Linked DNA regions of Homo sapiens: region 2 is linked to region 1. The links are chromatin loops, found by intact Hi-C in ENCODE. Cell type or tissue: Caco-2. All regions are shown on one strand.

What was found. Hi-C counts contacts between places; a loop is a spot of excess contacts. Peaks named below come from ENCODE experiments on the same cell type or tissue, not always from the same donor. Only the 100,000 strongest peaks of a DNase experiment are listed, where the experiment ranks them.
Region 2: it touches region 1 in a loop (3-fold over the local background); 2 of 110 quality-filtered maps call a loop at or near these places.

Annotation. Positions count from the first base shown.
Region 1 is chr9:8,218,963-8,226,962 of GRCh38, forward strand. No RefSeq gene overlaps it. Among named protein-coding and RNA genes, the nearest start is that of DMAC1, 420 kb to the left of the region's middle. RefSeq lists a silencer at 4,867-5,161. In Caco-2, no CTCF peak of the experiment used is centred here; no DNase peak of the experiment used is centred here.
Region 2 is chr9:8,378,392-8,386,391 of GRCh38, forward strand. The region is part of intron 37 of PTPRD (protein tyrosine phosphatase receptor type D); the gene reads right to left. Among named protein-coding and RNA genes, the nearest start is that of PTPRD-AS1, 480 kb to the right of the region's middle. In Caco-2, no CTCF peak of the experiment used is centred here; DNase peaks (open chromatin) are centred at 3,610, 4,070 and 4,590.

The DNA.
Region 1 (8,000 bases):
CTTAGTATATCAATACATTGTCAAAGAGGACTTTTTGTAATTAAACTCCCACCCCATTGCACCTAGATTCGTGGTCATGTTCTGGATTTATAAGTGCAGCTTTTGAATAACATGGCTTCAAATAAAATGTCTAGGTAACTTTAGAAAAATTTTTATTTCTGTCCATTTTACAGTAATATAAACTTTTCATCCAGCCCCTTAAAACTAAATCCTTATACTGTTTTGCCAATCCATAGTTCAGAAAACTTTAGTTTTAAGGATTGGAAATGTATTGAGTAAGTTTCCCTGACACTGCAATTGGCTGTTTACATGCTCATTAGGTTTACTTCTCAAATGTGCTGTGAGTTCAAAATTACTTGTACCTTATAAATATAATCAGCAAATGCTACTGGGGGATGAAAGAGTTTAGGACAACAAAAACTAGCATGCTGTAGGCTAAAGAATTCTGTCTTGCATTTGTCTTTCCTCCCAGTGGAGAATAAACTCCCAGTTAAAAAAGACTAGCATGAGAGTTTTGTCTTATTTCCTCATAGGATTCTTAAATCCATTAGATGTATTTAATCATGGCAATTGTTCCTGGAACATCTCTGAGTATAATCAAATGAACCAGTGTTCCAGCTTCTAAAGTTATTCTGAAAAAAAGGCAAACGTTCACAAGATAGATATAATCAAAGATTTCACTTTTTCTTCATGAATCTAACTAACCTAGGGATTCTTTGTAGCACTGAATTCAAGGTTTAGTATGTGGCCATGGGGAAAGAAATGGAAGTTCCACATCAACAATGTTCAACCTCCAAGCCAAAGCAACCCATTTGGCCACTTTATTCAAATACTTTGTTAGCCTAGTAAAAACATATAGGATGTCCAAGTTACTTGCTCAGTGGTTTCCAGGTGAGGCTGACCATCAGAATGCCCTGGCAAAGTTTCTTTAAAACACTGAGATTCCTAAGGTCCATCCCAGCCTTAGAGAATCAGAATCTCCAGGGATGGGGCCAGTGAATTTCATCCTCAAAAGATTCTGATTTGCAGCTAGGTCTAAAGACCAGTGGAGTAAACCACCATTCCCCAGCTACTGGTCCAAGGACACTGAGGAGTTACTTCAATGTCTTTTTTTGTATTTCCTTAAATTTTGATTACTTAATTCCTTTTATGAGCCTGCACAAGAAATAGAGTATGGCAAGTAATAAATTGCCTACCTCAATAAATTAACTCCTGTTCCCTACTCCTTAATAATCAACAATATCACCATTATTTTCTGATATCTCAAACCTACACATTTCATCTGCTAATAGTGACATATTTGAACATAATTAAAATATTGAAACCCTTCTCTTCCCTGTTGGTGAGTTGCTCAAGATTGGATTATTTTATGCTCCTGGAGCATATTTTATAGTTGAAGAATATACATTCTATTGAAAAAAAAGTTTTTAAAAAGTGATGCAATTTTATGTAATAATAAGTTCAATAATAACAATAAGTTTTTAAAAACAAGATAAGGGAAAAAAAGTAAGAAAGATAAATGATGACAAGTTTCAGGAAAGGCCTTTCTGAGGAGGAGACATTTTATATGACAATTCCAGTGCTGAAGATACTGTCTGCTATATTTTTTGAACCTGAGTAAATATTAGTTGAATGAATGAATGAATGACAAGAGTAAGGCCTCATAAGAATCTATGGGCTGAGCCTATACAATAATACAATCTTGGGATGTTCTAGGAATAGCACTGTCTAGGAACAGCATCGACTAGGAGAGATGGGCGGGGGCCCAACAAAGTGGGGCCTGGAGGTCTTGATAAAGAGTTGAGACTTTATTCTATGTACAGATGGGGATTTAGAGAGTTTCAGTCAGATAAGTGATATGTTTATGATATGTTTATGTTCTATGATATGATATGTTTATGTTCTATATGTTTATGTTCATATGATATGATATGTTTATGTTCTATAATGATTACTCAGGTTGCTGCGAGGAAAATGGAAAGCAGAGAGATGAGACAAGAGGACATTGCCAGGCTTTAGAACAGGGTGGAGGTTGTAGACTTGGAGAAAATGGCTCAGATTCTGGAAATAGTCAAAGGTGAAACAATGAGTCTTGCTAATGGAGTGGCTCTAGGAAGTAAGAGAAAGAGAAGAGTCAATGATTAACACATACATTTGGTTGGAGACCCTGGGTTGATGGTACAACCTACCTAACGAGGTCAGGAAGACTAAGGAGAAGCAGGGTGGGGGAGGGTAGAAAATCAAGAGTTCTGTCCTGGAATGGAAAGCCTATCAGACTTCAAGTACAGATGCTGACTGAGGAGTTGGATTTACAAGTCTGAAGCTCAGGGCTCTGGCTGGACAAAGGGATGTGGGAGTGATCAGCATAACATACACTTGGACTGGCCTTGCGGCTCCAGCTTGCCTTTTCCGCTTCCTTTCCTCTCCTCTTCATAACTACTCCCACCTTCCCTCTTCTACTTCCTCCCAACTCTCTTCCTTTGCCCCCTCCTCTGCTATATTAGATGCTCTTTTAGAATCCATTGCCCTCTTTTTTTTATCCTATATTTTTTCACCACGGGATGTGTTATTTCTGGCTTAGAAATATACAGTCACAAGAGAAGATTTGAATTCTACTGTATAACTCATTAAGTCACTTGCTGCTCTCTGGGCCTCAATTTTCTCATGTGTGAAACATGCAGTCAGGTTATATCAGTGGATGAGATGACAGCAGGATGCCCAGACACTAATCCTGCTTCAAGCCTTGTAGATCCGATTTTGTTGATACCATCGTTGTTGTTGTTAACAATGATGTTTAGATAAAATCCTACTGAACAAAAGTGTCCGTGAGCAGAAATGGAAGTTTGGAAACCACTGGCTTAAAATGATAAATGATCTTTAAGTTACTCTCTGTCACTGAATTCAATTTTCCATGTGACTAATGTGGGCTGAGAAAATGTAAGCAGAAGTGATTGGGGTTTAGGGTCTAAAATTAAGACTCAGTATTATGCACTGTCCTGACATCTGGTAAAATCAGTAGGGCTTCAAAAGGCTTAATCCCCAGCTCCTCTCCCCTCTCTGCTCCCACAGATAAGGTGCTCAAACCAAACAACACTTCTTATCAAAGGGAACACAGACAGACCTGTGTTTCCCTGAATAACAGGTTTCATTGCTTGCTACCCTGTGAAATTATTCAAACAAGTCAATCACTTCCTCCTGTGTGAATGAAGGGGCACCTCATCCTCTGGACACTACACTATCTGCCTCTCCCTGCCTTTGCTTATCCACTCCATTCCCAAGTACAACCCCCAGGTGGCCCTCCATCATGTGCAGTGTCCTCTACTCCAGGCTGTGAGTATAACCAACAAACTGCTGTCAATCTCATCTGTCCAGTGTCAGGTGTTGTGTATCCTGCCATCTCCATGACCCTAGGGAGGGAAGATGAAAATGAGGTGGGCTGGGCATGGTGGCTCACACCTGTAATCCCAGCACTTTGGGAGGCCCAGGTAAGTGGATCACCTGAGATCGAGAATTTGAGACCAGCCTGGCCAACATGGTGAAACCCCATCTCAACTAAAAATATAAAAATTAGCCGGTTGTGGTGGTGGGGGCCTGTAATCCCAGCTATTTGGGAGGCTTATTTGGAGGCTTAGGCAGGATAAAACCTTGAACCCGGGAGGAGGAGGTTGCAGTGAGCCGAAATCACCCATTGCACTCCAGCCTGGGTGACAAGGGCAAAACTGCAAGCAAGCAAGAAAGAAAGAAGAGAGAGAGAGAGAGAGAGAGAAAGGGAGGAGGGGAGGAAAGGAAAGGAGAAAGAAAAAAAGAGAAAAAGAAAGAAGGAAAGAAAGAAGAAAAGAAAAAAGGAAGGAAGGAAGGAGAGAGAAAGAGAGAGAAAGAAAGAGAAAGAAAGAAAAAATGAGGTGAATAGGAAGCCATGAAAACAGTAATGCAGGACACTTTTTTTTTTGAGATGGAATCTTGCACTGTCACCCAGGCTGGAGTACAGTGGTGCCAACTCCACTCAATGCAAGCTCTGCCTCCCGGGTTCACGCCATTCTCCTGTCTCAGCCTCCCGAGTAGCTGGGACTACAGGCACCCGCCACCACACCCGGCTAATTTTTTTGTATGTTTTTAGTAGAGACGGGGTTTCACCATGTTAGCCAGGATGGTCTCGATCTCCTGATCTCATGATCCACCCACCTCGGCCTCCCAAAGTGCTGGGATTACAGGCATGAACCACCGAGCCTGGCCTTTTTTTTTTTTTTTTTTTTTTTTTTTTTGAGACAGAGTCTCACTCTGTTGCCCAGACTGGAGTGCAGTTGTGTGATCTTGGCTCACTGCAACCTCTGCCTCCCAGTCCAAGCGATTCTCCTGCCTCAGCCTCCTGAGAAGCTGGAATTACAGGCATGCACTGCCACGCCCAGCTAATTTTTGTGTTTTTTTTTTTTTTTTTGGTAGAGACAGGGTTTCACCATGTTGGCCAGGCTGGTCTCGAACTCTGGACCTCAAGTGATCCACCCACCTCAGCCTCCCACAGTGCTGGGATTACAGGTGTGAGACACCACAGGACACATTTGTGTAAAAGTTTTAAAAACCGGCATGTAGTTTTGCCCCTCTCTTTTTTCATCTGACATCACAATGTCCCAGACAAAGGGTACTGTTTTAGCCTGAGCCTGATTGAAGAGCTGGAGCCAACCCTGAGAGGCAGTCACAGAAGTGAGAAACCAACATTGGTTGGTACAAGCCCCTGAGATTTGGGGTTTTGTTTTTTGTTACCTTGGAATAATTTAGAATAACTTAACATAACTTAGCCTAAACTGAGTTGAAAACAGATTTGTACTGGGGAGCAGAGGGCAAGTGCAAGTAGAGAGCATGTAGACACTAGGATACCAGGAGAAGAGGAAGGGGGAAGGGGACAGGAATTATCTTAGTACTGTACCTAGTACAGATATTTTGTACTCATTTCTTTTTACTTTATCTTTATGACAATCCTATAACTAGGATCAATACTTAGCTCTTCTCTTAGAAGAGACAAAGAAACTAGTATCAACCAGCAAGATGGGATTTCCCAACTTCAGCAGTCCTGACCTTCTGAGACAGATAATTCTTTGTTGCAAGGGGAGAAGGGCTGTCCTGTGCATTGCAGGAGGTTTAATGCTCTTTGGCCTCCTCCCAGTAGCACCTCCCAGATCATAACAATCACACATGTCTCTAGACAATGCCAAATGTTTCCTGGGGGACCAAAAGACCCTAGTCGGGAACCACTGCAGTAGAGTCCTGAAATCAGACAGAAGTCCACCTTGCTTAAATGTCTATGCCATTTCCATGAGGCCCTCCAGACAGCACTGAAGGTATGCAAAGAAGGAGGACTTGGCCCCCTCTTGACCTAGCCTGGGCCCTACCTGGCCTGTTTAGTGGATCAGGATGGAAGACAGATTCTCACTTGCCTCACTGACTTACCTGAGCTGTCATCTGGCCCTAAACAGCACAGCGCACACTGTGCATATGCTCCATATCCTGTTACCAAATAGCTGAGCTGTTCTTCCCCACAGAGGATGTTCCTAATAAATTATAGGTCTGAGCGAGTGATGAGCCTGAGGAAGGGTCATGATGAGTCTCTCTTTACTGCTATTAAGAAAAAATAAAACCGTGGTTAACCACATGGACCATATGGGGAATAAATCAAGGAAACTTAAATATGTACTAGGAGGAATTTCTGAGGCCAGGAAATGCAGCTCTAGCTTGCTCTCCTGCCAACCTGTGAAAAGACTCATGCTTGATGCATGGTGAACTGTGTCCTGTGGCTGTCAGCCAGGAGACTTCTGGTGAGGCCACGGGCATGAACAAAACATATGTCCATGGGGCCTCCTCCTGCCTCCCAATTAAGGGGCAGAAATAACACTCCACCTCATTGGGCCTTGGGAAGGCAGGCTAAGACTCCAAACATTAATTACCACAATGTCAAATGGTTACATCTTTCTCACTCTCTGAGAAGGAAAAGCAATAGGAAGCCACCAGTCCTTGGAGCCCCAAAGTGGTGTCCTGTTCTGTTCTATACTTAAAAGGACAGACTCGGCCAGGCACAGTGGCTCACACCTGTAATCCCAGCACTTTGGGAGGCCAAGGCGGGAGGATCACGAGGTCAGGAGATCAACAGCATCCTGGCTAACATGGTGAAACTCTGTCTCTACTAAAAATACAAAAAATTAGCCAGGCGTAGTGGCACACACCTGTAGTCCCAGCTACTTGGGAGGCTGAGGCAGGAGAATCGCTTGAACCCGGGAGGCAGAGGTTGCAGTGAGCCAAAATCACGACACTGTACTCCAGCCTGGGTGACAGGCTCAAAAAAAAAAAAAAAAAAGGACAGATTCCCCTCCCTTTTTCTGTAGCTATTTGGTGCCAGTTTGCCCTTCTCTTTCTTGAAAATGATGTCAGAGCTAAAGCGCATGCTCCCATCAGGGCAAATGCTTACAAGAAATGAAAACTCCACAGTCCATGAGGCCTGAGAGAAAAGATGCTGCTTTGTCCCATACCAAGTCCCTGCTTCTATCTAGCCCCTCCAAATGTCCTAGCTCCCATTCCATCTTCCTCCTTCAGCAAACCAAGGGTCCTCAAGCAAAACACCACGGGCACATAGACTACAATGGCCACCCGTGCTCAACACCTCAACGATGCAGTCATTTAAACTTAGACCTTTTTAAGATTAGCTAGAATTACCCTAGCTATGATGATTAACCCACAGATTAAGAAAATGGGTTAGAACCCAGTACCCTTCCCCACCTACTGTTACTCATTTCATTGTAATTCATATAGTTGTAAAGTTGGTGATACAAACCTTGCATACAGAGGGACTTGTTTGATTATATATTTTGAAGAATAATTCAAACTCATTATGATATATATGTGGGGAGGGGCATCTCAAGAATGTAAGTCTAACCTATAATCATGCATCATTATTGTGTATTTCCAAAAGAAAACAGCTAGCACTCTCCTGGGGAATTGCTACTGCCTGGTGAAGGACTTAGGAGAAGCAGAGTCAAGACAGGGTGGCATGTAATATAAGGTTCCCACTGCAGCATTGTAGCTGACAGTGAAATCCCTAGGTTGCTCAGTGATGTGTTTCTGATAGTTTGCATTTTGGTTAACTGTCATTGCTTAAATGTGTGCATGCAAATGTACAGAATTTCAGCTGTCTTAAGTTTTCTAGTTTGAGGATATGTTTAATCCTCTTTAAGGATAAGTAATTTTTATTATTTTAGAGTCAGTCTTCTACAGTGTAACAGCTTCCATTCATTTACGACGCATTTGCTATGGGTGGGCAGCATGAGCTCCAGGCCATTCTTGGTTAGAAGGGGGTTTTTGAAGAGGGTCTTATTGCTTAAGCAGGTTACTTCCTTAAATAAAATAAGTGAAACATTCTCAGGCCTTGGAAATTTATCTATGTTTGATGCAATTGCACCAAACATATGGGTCTTTAAAGGATGCCTAAGGATCTAATGTGTTTATCGGAATGTTGAATATGGATGTGGTATGTTTCTGTGAGCCCTAGATTTTAGAAGGTTCATAGTGTATCTTTTTCCAATAGCTATGAAACTTGATTCTTTTACTTTCGTTTGTTTGTTTTTTGTTCTTTGCTTTTGTGTGACTTTCTCTCCTACCCTTAAATGAATGTCATTTCTTTGAATTTCCTGCTGCAATAACTGCTTTGATAACAAATGAAAAAGCAAAGAGGACCTTGGGTTTACTCTCCCGGGTTGGACTCAGTTCCAGTAAATTGCAGCACTTAAATCTACTGATTTATTGTACACTTTTCCATGTCTACATGGCAAAAGTCCCTTATAAAGAGAAGCTAATCCACTGTTTATTGTTCTGGTTTTTTGTTCATATTTTAGCAATCTTAATGTTAATCTCAGATTGTCTATGTCAATAACAAATCAATCACCTGAAAATCAATCATTAAAATAACTTGTAAAAAAGTTTTGCATATAAAATGACCTGATTCTTCAATAAATCCCCAT
Region 2 (8,000 bases), 160 kb after region 1:
CAACACTACTTCAGCAGTCATGATATAGATGAGAAAAAAAAAATTAACAAAAATTATGCCAAAGGCTTTGTTTTAAACCATGAAATAGATGTCAGGTGGATGTCTCCCAGCAGAGGACAAGAGGAACTCTGGAGGCCTCATATTGTAATATTCAAGAAGATGCCAACAATGGGTTGAGTTGAAGATTCAAGAGAGAAACTCAAATTCATCATTTAACAGTCTCAGCTGGAGAGCAACCCTTTCGGTTTAAAATAAACTAATGAAATCCCTAAGGACAAATATCACTATGATATGCACAAAAACAGCACATTAATGCAACAAAATGATCTATACAGCCAGTTCAATGCACTGAACCAAATTCAATATAATTATATTTTAAAACTGGGACTCGATTACATTTAGACCTTCTAGTGAGGTAAGAAAAGGAGATGAAGGAAAGAATGAGAAGGCAACCTTCATACAACTTTTGGAAAAATGACTCTCCATCTACAAATCTTCTCCATTCCTAAGATGCAGGAAGAACTAAAATTATACTAATCCTTACATTTCTAGTAATAAGTTTCAAACTGCAACTATTATTGGCTTAGACTCTGACCCCTTTAGAAAAAAAATACCAGGAAGCATTACTGTAAGGAGTAAACGCTGTGAAAATTTCTAGCTAAAAGAAGAAAAAAGTTGCTTTTGAACAATGCATTTTTAGTATTTACCAAAAGAAAAATAAACATTTCAAACTCAACTGCAAAAATCAGAGGCAATTTTTTAAAGCGGATATGTCTAAATATTACCATTTTCTCTCAGGAAATATTTCTCAAAAGGACCTTATGAAAAATAAATATCCTAACGTATGTGGAAATGCACACACATGGCCTCAGCAGTGGGATTAGAAGCTTTTCCTGAGCTTATCTGAATAGTGACAGCAATACATTTTTCCCTTTGCTGGTAAGCACCTCAGTACTTCCTTTCTCGATCTCATTCTCTGAGTAGCCTGCACACCTTCATCTGATTTTGGAGGGCTGAATTTAAGGGCTTAGAGTTACTGACAAATATTATTTTAAGTCTCCTTTTTTGCCATATGCTAAACATATGATTTCTGATTTCAGCATTAGGGAGCAAGTATGAAATGTAGTGAGAAAGAAAAAGGAGAACAATAGAGATATTTTTTCTTTCCTCATTAGCCAGTATAAATGAACTATCTCCATTTTCCTCTCTTAAAATGTTTTCCTTTGACAACTTTCCTTCCCCTACTCGGTCTTCTTAAGAGAAAATATCATAAGGTATTTCTAGAGAGAGTTACTATTTGTTAGGCTTCACACATAAAGCTGATTGTGAGATGAGAAATGAAGGCAGCTCCCTTTGAGTACATAAGAACTAGAAGGCAGGAGCTACTGAATACGAATACGGTTTTTTGCCTTTTTCTATTTGATTTAGAATGGATACAAGCGGCCTCTAGGACTGATTCATGGAAGGTCAGGCAGAGTCTCCCTGGATGCCTGGAAAATTGTTTCTCTGTTTCCAGGACCAAAGTCTGGCCGCCTCATCTGTGAAATGGGAACAGTGTCTCCAGCATTACAGAGCTATTGTGGGGATTGAAGTGATGCCCCTAAAACACTTAACCCAAATGGCTGGCACAAACAGGCATTCAACAAACACTAGCTATCATTGGTTATCAGTTTGATGACATTCTGGATTTTTGTGTGTGGGGGGTTGTTGTTATAAATTACCTAAATCAGTCTAAATGTGAAAAAAAAGAACATGTTATTAATTTCAGCAGATACTGATTTAGGATTTTCTAGGTGCAAAGCAAGGTGTTAGCAGTTGTGGGGCATCAAGGTGACATAAGACCCAGTCCCTGCCCTCAATCCATTAGCCTTACTGACTAAGTGGGGTGTTTCTAAACCTCCTTGTTCTTCAAATAGGTGGTTCTGAGATTCCAAACAATTCTCTTCATCTATGTGGGCCCCAATGTCTTCTGAAAAGAGTATGTGTTCAACTCAGAGGTGGAAAAGAAGAACAGCAGAACTTGTCACTCAGGCTGTGGTTTAGAAACATCACCCAGTAACTTTACTTGAAGCTTAAACTGAGACAGTTCAGATTTTTGGCTAAATTTGCGGGAGGCATTTCTTTTCATTATCACAAAGTTATTACCCTTAAGTGGAGCTTTCATTTTTCTATAATTACGGAAAGAACAGGGTGACCATTGCTAAATTTATGCAATGGAATTAATTTATTTTACCTTTTTCATGACAAACTATCAAAATCAAGTTGATGGAATAATAAAACATATTTAAATTTATTTTTAAAACTCTTGTCATTGCAAATATCTGGTAGGAGCTGATCCATTAGGTCTGCTGAACATGCTTTGGGAGAAGGGCTCTCGTTCTAGGCTATTTTTACTCCCATATGGCTTACCTTGGGAGTGCTCAGCATATTGTAGGCACTTAATGAGCGGTAGCCAACTTTATAATCAATTAACTAGATTGGCTTATTTTTAAATTGTCTACCACTTTCTGAAAACAAAACCTCCTCATCTCAATTTAATAAAGACTTACTGAGCATGGCAACATGGCAAGGCATCAGAATTCCAACTGTAACAAACTGATACCTTGAAAGGGTTCTAGCATTGCTAATCCAAAACGTATTTGCCACGAGATTATTTAGCCAAAGAAGGACTTAGAAGAGGCAATAAATGATACGTGGGATACCATAACTATTGCTAAAAGTGACTCTAAATTCGTACCTAGTAAGTTTGGGCAGAGTGGTTGTTCAAGCATTAGTATCCTGTAAGGAATGGACAAACAGGCTAACATTAGATAACACAAGTCACAGTTATTTTTGGGAGTAAGGAAATGTTGGTACCCTTTTGTCAATACCCATTTAATGAGGGAGACTATAATAAAGGAAAGTTTTAGATAAATTTCATTAATTTTAGTGGGCAGAAAAAATAAATGCTGAACTATTTATTTCTACAGGTTATAGTAACTATTCTGGAAATTTTTAAGACCAGATTGAATACTTGATTTTCCACGATAAGGACAGAGAGCATCTCAGTGATTCTCTTTTAACAACAGTGTAGTTCTCTGCACTCAATCAATATTTGGCTATATCTATTCCCAACTGGCAGTCAGTCTGGTTTGTGTATTCCCCCATTTTATTATATCTTTACTAATCACTATTTAGTGGAGGACAAAGAGGCACTACAATATTTGAAATGAGAGTGATATTAAAGCATTTGACCACCAGTGCAGCTTTTCATATATACAGCCATAAAGTTGAAAAATATTATTCTCAAAATAAACCAAATTACATGTCATAAAATTGCCTACCAGTTCATTGAACCATTCGCACACTTTCTAAACTGCTTATTAACTTTAAAAAAGTTATTCCCTTTTGTTTGATGTGTCTGCCAGAAGTTGACATAGGGAGCTGCCGTAAACTTTTCCAATGACTTCCCCCATTAAACTGAAAGTCATTAAGTCTCAAGTTTCTGGCACTTTGTCCTAACCAGAGCAGAACTGTGTGAGGTGCCTCTTTCTCGTGGCCAAGTAGCACTTTGATATCAGCTCTTCCCACATGAGGTGGGTCCTCAGAGTATCCACCTCAGACCTAATCACTCCTGAGGATCACCTGGGTGCCCCACATAGCCCTACAGCCACCTCTGCTTCTGCCTTGGTCTGCCCAGCAGTTGCCTTTGACTCCAGTGTCACCTCTTCCAAACAGTATCATTAGATGACTCAATGTTTCAATAAAAATATAATTTATAGGTACCAGCCAGCATCAATGCAGTTCAATATTTTAACAACCAGTACAACTATGTTGGGTATTTACCAGTTGAACATCAGCCTTTCCAGACATTCTGCTGATAAAGAACAGAGAAAAACCAAACATTGGACCCTAAACACTAGTAAACAGAGATTAACACATACTTCTGAAAACTTTAGAAATGAGACCTAATCCAGCACAGGAGAACCACAGACATGAATGCAGAGAATGAGAGAGGCTTTGTACAAAGTCATCAGGAGCAAAGTTGCATCTCCTCCTCCCATTCCAGCTCTTTACTCAGGTCATCAGGACTCTAACTGGCTTTAAGAGGAATGCTTTGAGCCAGAATCTGTCAGCTGCCTTTCTAAGTAGAGCAGGTGGGGTGGGGAAAGAAGGTAGATAATCCAGAAAGCTAACAAACAGCAAGAAATTGGTGGGATTCTTTCTCTTTTATCTGACGCTGTGTCTGCTGACAAGAGAAAACCAAAAGTGTAGAACTTTCTAGATAAGGACCCCAACATCCTTTAGATTGCCAACATGAGCATCATTCTTTTTGTTGCCAGCGTCCTATTTACATTAAGTATCCACCACTTTCAAAAACAATCCCATACATCATGCAGACTCCAAAGGCAATGTTTGTGCTGCTGGTCCTAAAGTTGCTTAAGGAAAAAAGCAGTTTCTGTTGCCCTAGATAGGCAGCACTTTAGGCTGCAGTTTGAGAAATTAAATGTTCACGGCCTTTGGCGCTTCCAGTTCCATTTGGAAAAGGACACAAACCTGGCATTTGGAAAGCATTTGCTCTCCATTAAACTTACCGAACCTTGACAAACCAGAAGGGCCAAGAATTAGTCTGCCACTGGCCAAGGCTGGACTTTCCAAAACTGATAACAGCAATGAAAACAATAGCACTGCCATTTATAATCTTCAATGGGATTCTGTCAAATTTTAACCCAAAAGGATCTCACAATCTGAAAAGAATCTCAAGCTTTGTTTTATAGGAAAAGAAGAAAATGTTTGAGCACAATCTCTTTTTCTACTGCTTCATGCTCAGAATTGCCCTTTTAGCCATAGAACAAAATGTGAATGTCTCCACCTCACCTTCACTTTGTGCTAGGGTAAGTTTACTAAGGTGACATTCAAGGACTGGGGAAGACATAGGAGGAGGAGTGAGTGGTCATTAGGTCAGAAGTGTTCCACCAGCCAAATGTCAAGTTCCCTAAACTGTTAACAAAGTGAAGTTAACACCAGCCCAGTCTCTTTGGCCCTGACAGCATCTAACCTGCATTCATTAGCACAAACCACAAAATTTAGTAGGGCAGGAATTTTCCCATTCTTTGGCCTAAGATAGAACTCAAGTCACGATGCACAAAACATTTGATCTGCTTTACTAATATATGGCATCATCTGGTTTGTATGATTCCCTATTTGGAAACAGAAAATGGGACTTAAGATAGCTTGGAAACCAAGAATTAGGATTCTTCATTTCTAGCCCTATATTTTCACTACTAATTGGCACAGCCCACATTGGATTACAATAAAAATCATGACTGATTTGTTAAGTGTCAAAATTTCACTCCCCATCTCCAACATTTATAACGCTAAGTACATTTACAAACAGCTCTTTAAGTGAATCAACCCCCACTATAAAGCTTGCAAGACAAGATAAACATTGAGTCTCTACTATGGGCAAGGAATGAAGGCAAGCTGGTGAGGTGAAGTAAAAGTCAGATATATTCTAACCCTGACTAAGCCTTTCAACTGCTAATACTAATCAGGGTTACTCAAGAATTTTCTAAGCATGAGGTTGATGCATTCTCTCTGTGTTCTGTATTTCAAGATGGGAGACAGAGTAGGAGAGAAACAGTCAAGAGAAGATAGATGAAGGGAAAAAGGTGAACACTCACACACTAAATAATAATTTAATATACACTTACTTAAAAAAGCAGATGAATCCTACCTCGGAGATGCCAATTCTGCAAGCAAGGCTGCCAATCATGTGCCCCAGTCATCAAAAATAATATCCTTGGAGTGGAAATCCCAGCTGTATACATTTTACTTTCCCTACAAAATGCTTCATTTTTTCCAAACAGTTTCCTCCTTCCATGTGGTTGCCCAGACCAATTCGTGTGCTTATTGGCATGTTATGAAACATGGAAACAATTAGAAACCACATTCTAGGGAACTAGAATGACTTGCTACAGAATCAATGAACTACGCAAAACTTGAGAGGATTTGGCAATAAAGATGGAAACTAGGGAAAAAAAACCACTAACAGTATTTCATATTACACAGTACATTCTACAACAGCTTTAAACTGATCTGTGTGTTTCAGCAGAACTCATGCTTTCCCTTCAAAATCTCCAGCTTCTATCATTGTTTTTTTGTTTTTGTTTTGAGATGGAGTTTCACTCTTGTTGCCCAGGCTGGAGTACAATGGTGCAATCTTGGCCCACCACAACCTCTGTCTCCCGGGTCAAGCGATTCTCCTGCCTCCGCCTCCTGAGTAGCTGGGATTACAGGCGTGTGCCATTATACCTGGCCAATTTTGTATTTTTAGTAGAGATGGGGTTTTTCCTTGTTGGTCACGCTGGTCTCGAACTCCTGACCTCAGGTGATCTGCCCGCCTTGGCCTCTCAAAACGCTGAGATTACAGGCGTGAGCCACCGCACCTGGCCCGTTGTCTTTGTATTTCTTTATATACCCTAATGAAACTCATATGAAATATTCAACTTATACTTTTCCTTCAGGGTTGATAGCTGAATGTATACACCAGGCAAAGAGTCTTCTCAGTTAAGATTGGAATTCTTTAAAGGCCACATTTGAAGGGAAGTAATAGCATTTGAAAATCAAAGAACTCATGTTTTCAAATAATCAACTTAAGTCCTAAGTCATAGTTCACACTTATAAGGGTTTCTTTAGCCATGCAAACACTAAGAATGATCAGTTCTCAAAACAGATGCTAGTGAAACTTCTAATACCTGCTAAGGAATCCAGAAGCCTTTTGTCTCAGTGAGCTGTTCTAACTCACCAAAGGTATTAATACAAGCGCTGTTGATAAACCTCAGACCTGAGCGACAGCTTAAGAGTGAGCCAGCCAGGCACGGGCTGGCTCAAGCCTGCAGTCCAAACACTTTGGGGGGCCAAGGTGGAAGGACTGCTTCAGGCCAGGAGTTTGAGACCAGCCTGGGCAAAAAAGTGAGACTCTGTCTCTACAAAATCTAAAAATTAGCTGGGGGTGGGTGCTGTGCACCTGTAGTCCCTGCTGTTCAGGCAGGATTGCTTGAGCCCAGAAATGTTAGATTACAGTGAACTATGACCACACCACTGCACTGCAGCCTGGACAACAGAGTAAGACTCTGTCTCTAAAAGAAAAACAAAAACGAGTGAACCAGGCTGTGGCAAAACAGAACGCTTGAAAAGAGAGATGGGCTCTAAGGCAGGACAATTTCGTAGCACCATAAAATAACCAAAAAAGGGGAGAGGGGATGTAAAACTGAACAATAAGGAAACGTATCTTCAGTGGCACTTATCACTACATGTAACCCATGTCTATATCACTTATGATTTTCATGTTGTATTATAGTCAATGTAGCAGCCGGAATGTTCTATTTTGGTCTGTTCCCCGGCTGATCTCTATTCTGGAGATCCTGTCCTGGGGGAGAGCAAGTAGGAAAGAATCCCATGGTCTGAGCTCCTCTCTCCTCTTGAATAAAATGCATGGGTGTGCCACACTGGGAAACGTGGGCATAATTAACCATGTTCAGGGACATGGAGAGGTTGGTCAGGATTCATCGTCAACCATAGAGAAATAAACTCTTTTCATTTGGGAACACAGAGTGAATTATTTGGAGGCTATCTTTTGGGGAAACTGAAGTTGTCACTGTAAAGCCCCCAACTTCTTTACCAAACAATACCATTTGAGACTCACTGAGCCACCTTGCCACATCCTTTATCTCAGTCAATACCCACAATAACCCTTCCGCATAATCCAAAAAAGGAAAAATGAGAATTTGAGGAGTCAAGTAAACTTGCTCATTGTCACACAGCTAGTAGAGGCTAGAGTTGGTATTTGAACTCAGACATCTGACTGCAAAGTGCCCTACTTGGAACTGTCCCATAGCTGTCCTCTCTCATGGTGGTATCCCCATGCAGTCCTGCGTAATATCAAGCTATCTTCTCTTCTCTTTCCTTTTCTCCCCTCTTCCCTGCTGCAAATCTATGGTCAGTGGCAGTCTAGCATA